Regions from separate parts of the Homo sapiens genome. Here region 2 is linked to region 1. Evidence: chromatin contacts called from ENCODE Hi-C or POLR2A ChIA-PET data. All regions are on one chromosome and are shown on one strand. The core of a region is the stretch at or near the end of the contact, and the rest is flanking DNA. Distances in the headings are between cores, read along the strand shown. Region 1 holds the start of BSG (basigin (Ok blood group)). Region 2 holds the start of CIRBP (cold inducible RNA binding protein).

Region 1 (4,159 bases), core at 940-3,439:
CCTCTGCCTCCCAAAGTGCTGGAATTACAGGCGTGAGCCACCGCGCCCGGCCGAAAGTTTCGAATATCCCTTTGGCATTGTTCTGTTTCCCGTTGGAGCTTTCCTGAGGAAGGGGCATGTTCTAGTGGCTGTCCAGCGGGGATGTGGGTGGCAAGGTCCAGGTGGTTCTATAGGGGAGGGATGGAGGGGCGGAGGAGCGGGTGGGGGAGGGGCGGAGGGGCGAGGGGTGGGTGGGAGGGGCGGAGGGGCGGGTTGGGGAGGGGCGGAGGGGTGGGGTGGGTGGGTGGGGGGGGCGGAGGGGTGGGTTGGGAGGGGCGGAGGGGGTGGGTTGGGAGGGGCGGAGGGGGTGGGTTGGGAGGGGCGGAGGGGGTGGGTTGGGAGGGGCGGAGGGGGTGGGTTGGGAGGGGCGGAGGGGTGAGTGGGGGAAGGTGGTCTAGAGGATCCCACCCTTCTTTAGATATGGGGCGTCTCTGCTAAAAATACAAAAATTAGCCGGGCGTGGTGGTGCGCGCCTGTAATCCCAGCTACTCAGGAGGCTGAGGCAGGAGAATCGCTTGAACCCGGGAGGCGGAGGTTGCAGAGAGTCGAGATCGCGCCGCTGCACTCCAGCCTGGGTGACACAGCGAGACTCCAACACACACACACACAAAAGATATGGCGCGTCTCATTCATTCACAAGTTCCTCTTCAAAGGTTTGGCTCGTTCAGCGCCCTCGTTCTTCGTTTCCTACTTCCAAGGCCAACCTGACTTCCTCACCCTCTGGGCCTCCCCGTCTGAGTCTCAGTAAACAAGTTTCCCGCCGGTCCTGATCTGCAGAGATGGCACCTGCCACCCACTCTGCACATCCCCCTCCCGTCGCCACGGGCTCTTCCCGCCAGTGTAGCCACATTCCTGCCCCTTTCCAGTTAGCCCTTCGCGTTCGGCTTAGTCTGCGGTCCTCTTGCATTGCGACTCCGAGTTTAACTTCCAACACACACTTTCAACCTCCAAGAGACGCCCCCACCTGTGTCGCCCCAATAGCGACTTTTCTCACCGTGGTCGCCGCGGAACTTCAAGGGTCCTTCCTACCCGCGTTGCTGAGAGTCTGGGTTTACGCGTCACCTCGGGCGGGACCCGATCCTCCGCTCCTGAGGCCCCCACAATGAAGCAGTCGGACGCGTCTCCCCAAGAAAGGTAACCGCCAGCCTCTCCTGAAACAGAATGGGATCCAAATGGGATATTTGGGGGCGGCGAGTCGGTCCCGCAAAGAGAAACCAGCACTTAGAAAATTTCTCAGCGAGACCACTTTACTTGTACGGAAGGGGGCTGCCTGCGTGGGATGCAATCTCCAGAGCACACGGGACAAAGGAAGGGAGCTTCTGTTCCTCTGTCCTTTCCCTGTTGGCTGGGGTTGGACGCCCACAATCTAAGCTGATCCCGGTTGGCTAAAACTTAAAACTTTTTTAAAATAGGGTAAACGCGCCACCTGCGAGGAAAGAAGAAGGGGGTAAGGTTGATTGACAACTTTAGACCTGGAAGTTGAGTTTCTGAAGAGGAACTTACTTGTCCCAACCAAATGGTGCACAGGACGTTTATACTAAGAAATTATTCATTTTCTGAGATCCAGATTCAAGTGCCCTTTAAGTATTTTTATTTGGGCGGAGGAGGTCACTTCCTCCCACCTAATTTATTAATACGTTCATATATATATATATATATGTACATTTTTAAAGGCAGAGATGTGCGTCTCGCCATGTTGCCGCGTCTGGTCTCGAGCTCCCGGGCTCAAGCGATCTTCCCGCCTCGACCTCCCAAGGCTCTGGGAGTACAGACGTGAGCCACAGCGGCCGGCCCGTGTTTAACTCAGATAAAATCTGGGTAACACACTTTCAACGCTTCAACCCCCTCGGGCGCACCGCTCTGCGCTCATTGCAACTTTGAAAGCAGGAAGGAAGAAATGCGCAGGCTCCAGCCGCGTCCCCGCAGGCCCCACTCCCGTTTCCTAGCAACGCCGGGTCACGTGCGCCGCCGCCCGGATTCCGTAGCGTGAGCCTGCCGGAGCCGGCGCGTACATGCGAGCGTGTGCGCGCGTGCGCAGGCGGGGCGACCGGCGTCCCCGGCGCTCGCCCCGCCCCCGAGATGACGCCGTGCGTGCGCGCGCCCGGTCCGCGCCTCCGCCGCTTTTTATAGCGGCCGCGGGCGGCGGCGGCAGCGGTTGGAGGTTGTAGGACCGGCGAGGAATAGGAATCATGGCGGCTGCGCTGTTCGTGCTGCTGGGATTCGCGCTGCTGGGCACCCACGGAGCCTCCGGGGCTGGTGAGGAGCGGGTAGGGGGCGGGGGTGCGGTCCTGCAGGGGCCGGGAATGGAGGCCGCGGTGCCGACCCGAAGCCGACGGGAGCCTGGGGCCTCGGCGCGGGGCGGCCTGGGGTGCGAAAGGCCGGCCCCGGGGGCTTCCCGCGCCAGCATGGAGCTTGGGGGTGAAGTCCCAGGGTTTGAGGGGGGACTAGAGGTTCCTCCCGGCGCGGCCTGCCGGGCTCCCCCGGGCGCTCCGGCCTCGAGCCCGGCCTCTGTGTGTGGGCGTGAAGCTCCCTGCTTGGAGGCGGGAGCCAGGGGGTCCTGGCCAGGCCGGTCTTGGTCAGGGGAGGTGGGCGTCTTGCTTTTCGGTCACCTGGGGTTGGGGGTGACCTGCTTCCTGGGTGAGGGCGTCTGCGAAGGCGGTTGGAGGTGGCCCGCCCGCCGGTCCCATCGGCCAGGAGAAGGGAGACCCAAAGCCTGGGTGAGCGTCCCCTTTGGCCTGGAGCCAGGGGTCAGGGGCTGGTTGGTGCCTGCCCAACCCGTCCTGCTGGGGCTGGACTCCGCAGGACCTGGGGAAAGCGGCCTGGGCGTGGAATCTGGAGACGGGTCCACCCTGCCTGCGAGTGTTAGGGTCAGAGACCCTCCCCTGAGACTCTCTGGGGCCCCCGCAAGGGCCCGTGCGGCCTGGAGCGATCATCTTGGCGCTCCCTTCTGGAAAAGGGGCTTTTGTCCTCCAAGAGCACATGGAGGCTCTGAGTGGGTCAGCCCTCCGGATCGGGAAGGGATTACCGTTCTTCACGGGATTTAGCCCTGGCGTCTTGCCTAGGGCGTGCACCTGCCCCCGGGTGTTCTCCCAGACTCTTAAGACCTCGCAGGCTCCCTCGAGGGGCCCTGCGTGGAAGGGAAGGCGGAATCTCCCTCTGATTCTGCCTGGATTCAGCACCCAGAATGAGGTGGTCTCTGAACGCCCCTCCTCCTTTACAGGCGAGGAAACAGCCCTGTGGGAAGTCGAGGTTCCAAGGTCACAGTGAGGGGGCCCTGGCCACCCGATTCAGCGCAGGAAATAGTGAGAAAGTCGTTTTTAGCCGACTCTGACCCGCATTCGGTTTCCAGTGCTGTCTTAGGAGGGCCGTGTGTTGAGGGTGGGCAAACGTGGTTTGGAGAGCGCATTTGGGAAATGGATTGAGGTGTGTTTTTCCGGGAGAAAAGCATGACATCCTTTCTTGCTTCATAGAAAATTTCTTCCTTTGTTGAGACCCCCATTTGGTTCTGGGTTAAAGATTTATAGTGAGGCCGGGCGTGGTGGCTCACACCTGTAATCCCAGCACTTTGGGAGGCTGAGGCGGGTGGATCACCTGAGGTCAGGAGTTCAAGACCAGCCTGGCCAACATGGTGAAACCCCATCTCTACTAAAAATACAAAAATTAGCTGGGCGTGTTGGCGCACGCCTGTAATCCCAGCCACTCAGGAAGCTGAGGCAAGAGAATCGCTTGAACCTGGGAGGTGAAGGTTGCAGTGAGCTGATATCATGCCACTGCACTCCAGCCTGGGTAACAGGGAGACTCTGTCTTTAAAAAAAAAAAAAAAAGAGGTCGGGCATGGTGGCTCACGCCTGTAATCCCAGCACTTTGGGAGGCCGAGGCGGGCGGATCACGAGGTCAAGAGATCAAGACCATCGTGGCTAACACGGTGAAACCCCGTCTCTACTAAAAATACAAAAAATTAGCCTGGCGTGGTGGCGGGCGCCTGTAGTCCCAGCTGCTAGGGAGTCTGAGGCAGGAGAATGGTGTGAACCAGGGAGGCGGAGCTTGCAGTGAGCCGAGATCGCGCCATTGCACTCCAGCCTGGGCGACAGAGCGAGACCCCGTCTCAAAAAAAAACAAA
Region 2 (4,159 bases), core at 1,048-3,547, 700 kb after region 1:
CACGCGAGGCGTCTGCGTGGAGCGGCGGCACCGGGAGCCCGGCCGCTCGAGCCAAACGCCGCGGACGGAGCGAGGCCGCAGCGCCCCCTGGTGTCCGCAACGGGCAGCGCGTCCCGGTCGGGTCCCGCATGGTCAGTGGCCAGCAGGGGTGGATGAAGGGGTCCCAGCCGCCTGAGACCCCCGGTGGGGACACAGGATCGCGGTGAGATACCTGGGAGTCACGGGTGCTCGCAGACGCAGCTGACCCCAGAGGCACAGGTACCGACACAGGTCCACACCTGGAAGCCGGTGCACAGTGCTCGGCACAGATGCAAAGCGGCAGGTGTGCGCAGGTGCGTGTCAACGCCACCCTGGGAACCCAGGATGGCTGCGGACACTCACGGAGCCCGCACCCAGGAACCCGCTCGTAGTAAGCGCTTAATAACTAGGCACTGGCTGAATGAATGAATGAATGAATGAACACGGCGCTTCGCAAAACCAGGAAAAGGCAGAGGCTCACAGAACCAGGGAACGATGGGCTGGGGGGAGCGGCAAGAATTACGCAATTATGCAGGGGCCGCTGTGACTACCAGGCACCCCCTCCAACTCCCCCCCTACAAGGGCTGCTCTGGGTCAGAGAACGTCCACCGCGCTGACTGCTGGGGCTGGGGGCTGGGGGCGCAGATCAGAAAGAATGGGCCTGAATTGCTCCCAGGCTGGGCATGTGGCGCCCGCGTCTGGGGCTCCAGTGGGTGGGTGGCCCCTCCCGCATGGACGGCGGGCGCAGGGGAGCTCGGTGCTGATGTCTCTCTCCTTTAATAACCACCCTGCGTGAGTGGCTGACGCAGCAGCCGGCTGCCGCTGACGGGGAGTGGGGCGGCTGTAGTGGGGGGGCCCGAGGTGCAGAGGGGGTGGTGATGAATCACACAGCTGCTGCCTGGGGGAGGGGGTCTTGAGCCCATGAGGGGTCCCAGAGACCTTGTCACTGGAGACAGCGCCCCTGGCTACCCCCACCTCGATCCACTTGAGGGTGGAAGTGAGTCTGAGGTCAGGAGTGGGGCCGGGATTTCCCTGGGATGAGCAGCAAAGCGGGGGTCTCTGTACGCCAACTTCCCCCAGCTTGTCAGCAGAGGGTCATCCCTCCGAAGACTTTCTGGGGCAGAGAGGCAGGGGTCCGCGCTGGCTTCTTCCACCAGGGCTGGGGGAGGCGGCGGCATGAGATGACTCCTGGGCGAGGAGCAAGTGGTGGCCATAGAGGGCCCCCCAGAGGCTTTGGGGCCGCCGAAGAGTAGTGAGTGAGGGTCCTTGTAAAGCTGGTTCTCCAGATGGCGGCGGCTTTAAGACTCCCCTCCGCCAACCAGGCTCAGTAGGGGAGGCCTGTGGAAGGAGAGAAAAGGCCTGGGTGGAGGAGCAGAGTGGGCCTGGCCCCGCGTGGGGAGCGAGTGCGCCGTTGCTGTGCAGCACGGTGGGAGGGGAGGCCGAGGGCCGGGCGGAGTGCTGGGGTGCAGTGGGGACTCGGGGTGTCCGCCTGCACCCGACAGCAGGGACGCACAACACTATCCGGCCAGGCGAGTGTGGGGGTGTGGGCCACGCACCCAGCCGTGATAATCGCGGTTCCAGTGGGAGTTAGGCTTGGGTGCGGGTTGGAGTTTGTAGGCAAACTGGGTTGCGTAAAGTTGGGGTGCACCAAAGTGTGGCGATGTAGGAAGAATTGGGATTGCGAATATTGGGGTTCGCATGAATGGGGTTGTCTCTGTTGGGGTTTTGGTGGGCATGGGGTTGATGGCAGGAATGGAGTGCTGGGGTGCTGGGAAAACTGGGACGTCGGTTGTATTGGCAAGAATATCACGACAGGTGTCGGGGTTCAGATGAAGTTGGGATGTCTGACAGCCGGGTCTTGGTTGGGTAGGGGATCTGGGCTAGGTTGTTATGTCGGGACTGCTGGAGCACAGGCAAAGTCGGGGTCCCAGTGACACCCAGAAGTCCCCATGAGGCCTGAGGCCTGGGAATCGGGGCTAGAGGCCCATTTGTTCCCCGCCGCAGGCCAGGGAGCAGGCACGCGTAACTGGGTCAGCCCCGCCCCGCCCCGCCGCGCGCTGGTCACGCCCCCTCGAGCGCGGGTGGAGGACTGCGGACTGCAAACGTCTCGGCCAATAGTCGAGCCCGACACCAGTCCGCGGGAGGGGGCGGAACCGAGATAGACTCGGCCCCCAGCTCATGAATATAAGACGCAGGCGCGCCCTCTGATTGGCCCAGGATGTGTAGGGGGCGGGGCCCGGCGGAAGCGTATATAAGGCCGGGCTCGGGGACGCCCCCCCCTCACTCGCGCGTTAGGAGGCTCGGGTCGTTGTGGTGCGCTGTCTTCCCGCTTGCGTCAGGGACCTGCCCGACTCAGTGGTGAGGGCCCTGGCTGCACCGGCTCCGAGGAGCTCGGGGCGGCGGGCGGCCTGCGGCGGCCAGGCGAGGCGGGGCCGCAGCGGCACGCCCCTGGGAGGGGGCGGGCCCGGGGTGGAGTCCGCCCCGCCGGCGGCGAGGGACAGCGGGAGATTGGGCCGAGTAGCGGCCAGAGGGCCTCTCCCCGCCGGTCCGGGCCGCCGGCGACCCGGTTGCCGCCGCAAAATGGCGGCCGCGAGCTCGAGGCTGTGCCCAGCGAAATGGCGGGAGCGCCGAGTTCCCGGATGGAGTGGCGCAGGGTGCGCGCGGGGCGCATGCGCACGCGGCGGGGGCGGGGCCACGTGGCGCCCCCGGTCTCCAGGGCCGCTTTCCCGGCCTTGGGGCTGGAGGTATCCACACACCAACGCTTTTGCTTACCGAGCCTTAGTTTCCTCCTTTTCCCATTGCGATTGCATGAGGGAAAGGACGGCCTCGTAAATCTTGGGTAGGCGTGGCCCGTTCTAGTGTGGTTCCTCGTCTGCCACGTCGTGCTTTGCGCCCAAAGTTTGGTCCAAGTTGGCACAGCTCCCAGTGCCAGACTTCCAAGTCTAGTTCTCAGAGCCACTGGGTGGCGGCCATTCCCAGCCAGTGAATGCTTTGTCTGTGTCAGCACTGACCGCCCCCTTAAATAGCCAGTTCTCCTAAATGCCACTTCCCCTGCCTGGAAATCCTGCCTTATCACTTCCGGGGCCATCCCTTCCCGATTCCCGGCCTAGGTCCTGGCTATGGAAGTCAGTACCTGCCCTGAGGTGCCCCCCAGGACGGGGCGGCCTCCCTGACAGCCAGCCCCCCCCCCAGTCTCAGGAGGCATTTTACAGTGAGCAGAAGCACGTTCTGGTCCAGCAACAAGTAGATGTCAGTTGGTTAGGGTAGGAGTTGGCACCCGTTCGGAAATAGGAGAACCTGAGAGTGCAGTCCTGCCCAGGGCACAACTGGAAGGCTGTGGGGGAAGGGAGACACCCATTGTGGAAATGGGTGCGGCCTGCCTTCAGTCTTGGGGGTGGATGGAGTAAATTATTTGAATTAAGAAGTCCTAGGTGGCTGGGTGCGGTGGCTCACACCTGTAATCCCAAAACTTTGGGTGGCCAAGGTGGGAGGATTGCTTGAGCCCAGGAGTTTCAGACCAGCCTGGGCAACAGAGCAAGACCCCATCTCTACTAAAACAAATTTAAAAAAATTATCCAGGCGTGGTGGTGTACACCTACAGTCCCAGTTTCTTGGGAGGCTGAGGTAGGAGGATTGCTTGAGCCCAGGAGGTGGAGGCTGCAGTGACCCCTGCACTCCAGTCTGGGTGACAGTTAGACACACTGCCCCCGACCCCAAAAAAATAAGTCCTAGGTATGAGTTTGAGATAATGAAAAATAAAAATCTGATTTTCTAATATTTCCCCTAAAAAACACATGTCATTTACATAAAATAGGAAGCGGGGAGAGGTGGTGAGAGATGACCCCTGTTGAGGATTTCATTGGTGTCTGCCACAGGCCGCCATGGCATCAGATGAAGGCAAACTTTTTGTTGGAGGGCTGAGTTTTGACACCAATGAGCAGTCGCTGGAGCAGGTCTTCTCAAAGTACGGACAGATCTCTGAAGGTGAGGCTGCTGCTGGGCCCGCGGCCCTGGGCGGGGGGGCTTGTGCTCCTCCTACCTGGAAGTACAGCTGGGTGCTGACTGCAGACCTCTCTCCCCTGCACAGTGGTGGTTGTGAAAGACAGGGAGACCCAGAGATCTCGGGGATTTGGGTTTGTCA

What was found. Hi-C counts contacts between places; a loop is a spot of excess contacts on that map. ChIA-PET counts read pairs that join two places held with the same protein, here RNA polymerase II (POLR2A). Pooled maps may share reads with other maps.
Region 2: a map of sigmoid colon shows a loop between it and region 1 (3-fold over the local background). The contact joins the promoter of CIRBP here to the promoter of BSG in region 1. A Hi-C loop is called at or near these places in 1 of 168 maps with a recorded cell type or tissue (sigmoid colon), 5 of 37 single-sample maps with no recorded cell type and 12 of 50 pooled maps. POLR2A ChIA-PET finds 5 or more read pairs at or near these places in 2 of 52 experiments (H1 and PC-9).

Annotation. Positions count from the first base shown.
Region 1 is chr19:570,407-574,565 of GRCh38, forward strand. It overlaps BSG (basigin (Ok blood group)), which reads left to right and starts at 2,190. Exons shown (of 9, transcript NM_001728.4): 1 at 2,190-2,295. The coding sequence starts at 2,229. It overlaps BSG-AS1 (BSG antisense RNA 1), which reads right to left and starts at 1,842. Exons shown (of 3, transcript NR_184018.1): 1 at 1,703-1,842; 2 at 1,034-1,190. RefSeq lists enhancers at 438-1,010, 1,091-1,140 and silencers at 1,961-2,180, 2,351-2,530.
Region 2 is chr19:1,267,035-1,271,193 of GRCh38, forward strand. CIRBP (cold inducible RNA binding protein) reads left to right here and starts at 2,298. Exons shown (of 6, transcript NM_001300829.2): 1 at 2,298-2,376; 2 at 3,894-4,002; 3 at 4,106-4,159. The coding sequence starts at 3,900. It overlaps CIRBP-AS1 (CIRBP antisense RNA 1), which reads right to left and starts at 3,226. Exons shown (of 2, transcript NR_027271.1): 1 at 2,791-3,226; 2 at 437-1,356. RefSeq lists silencers at 1-174, 315-364, 1,975-2,184, 2,395-2,554, 2,605-2,914.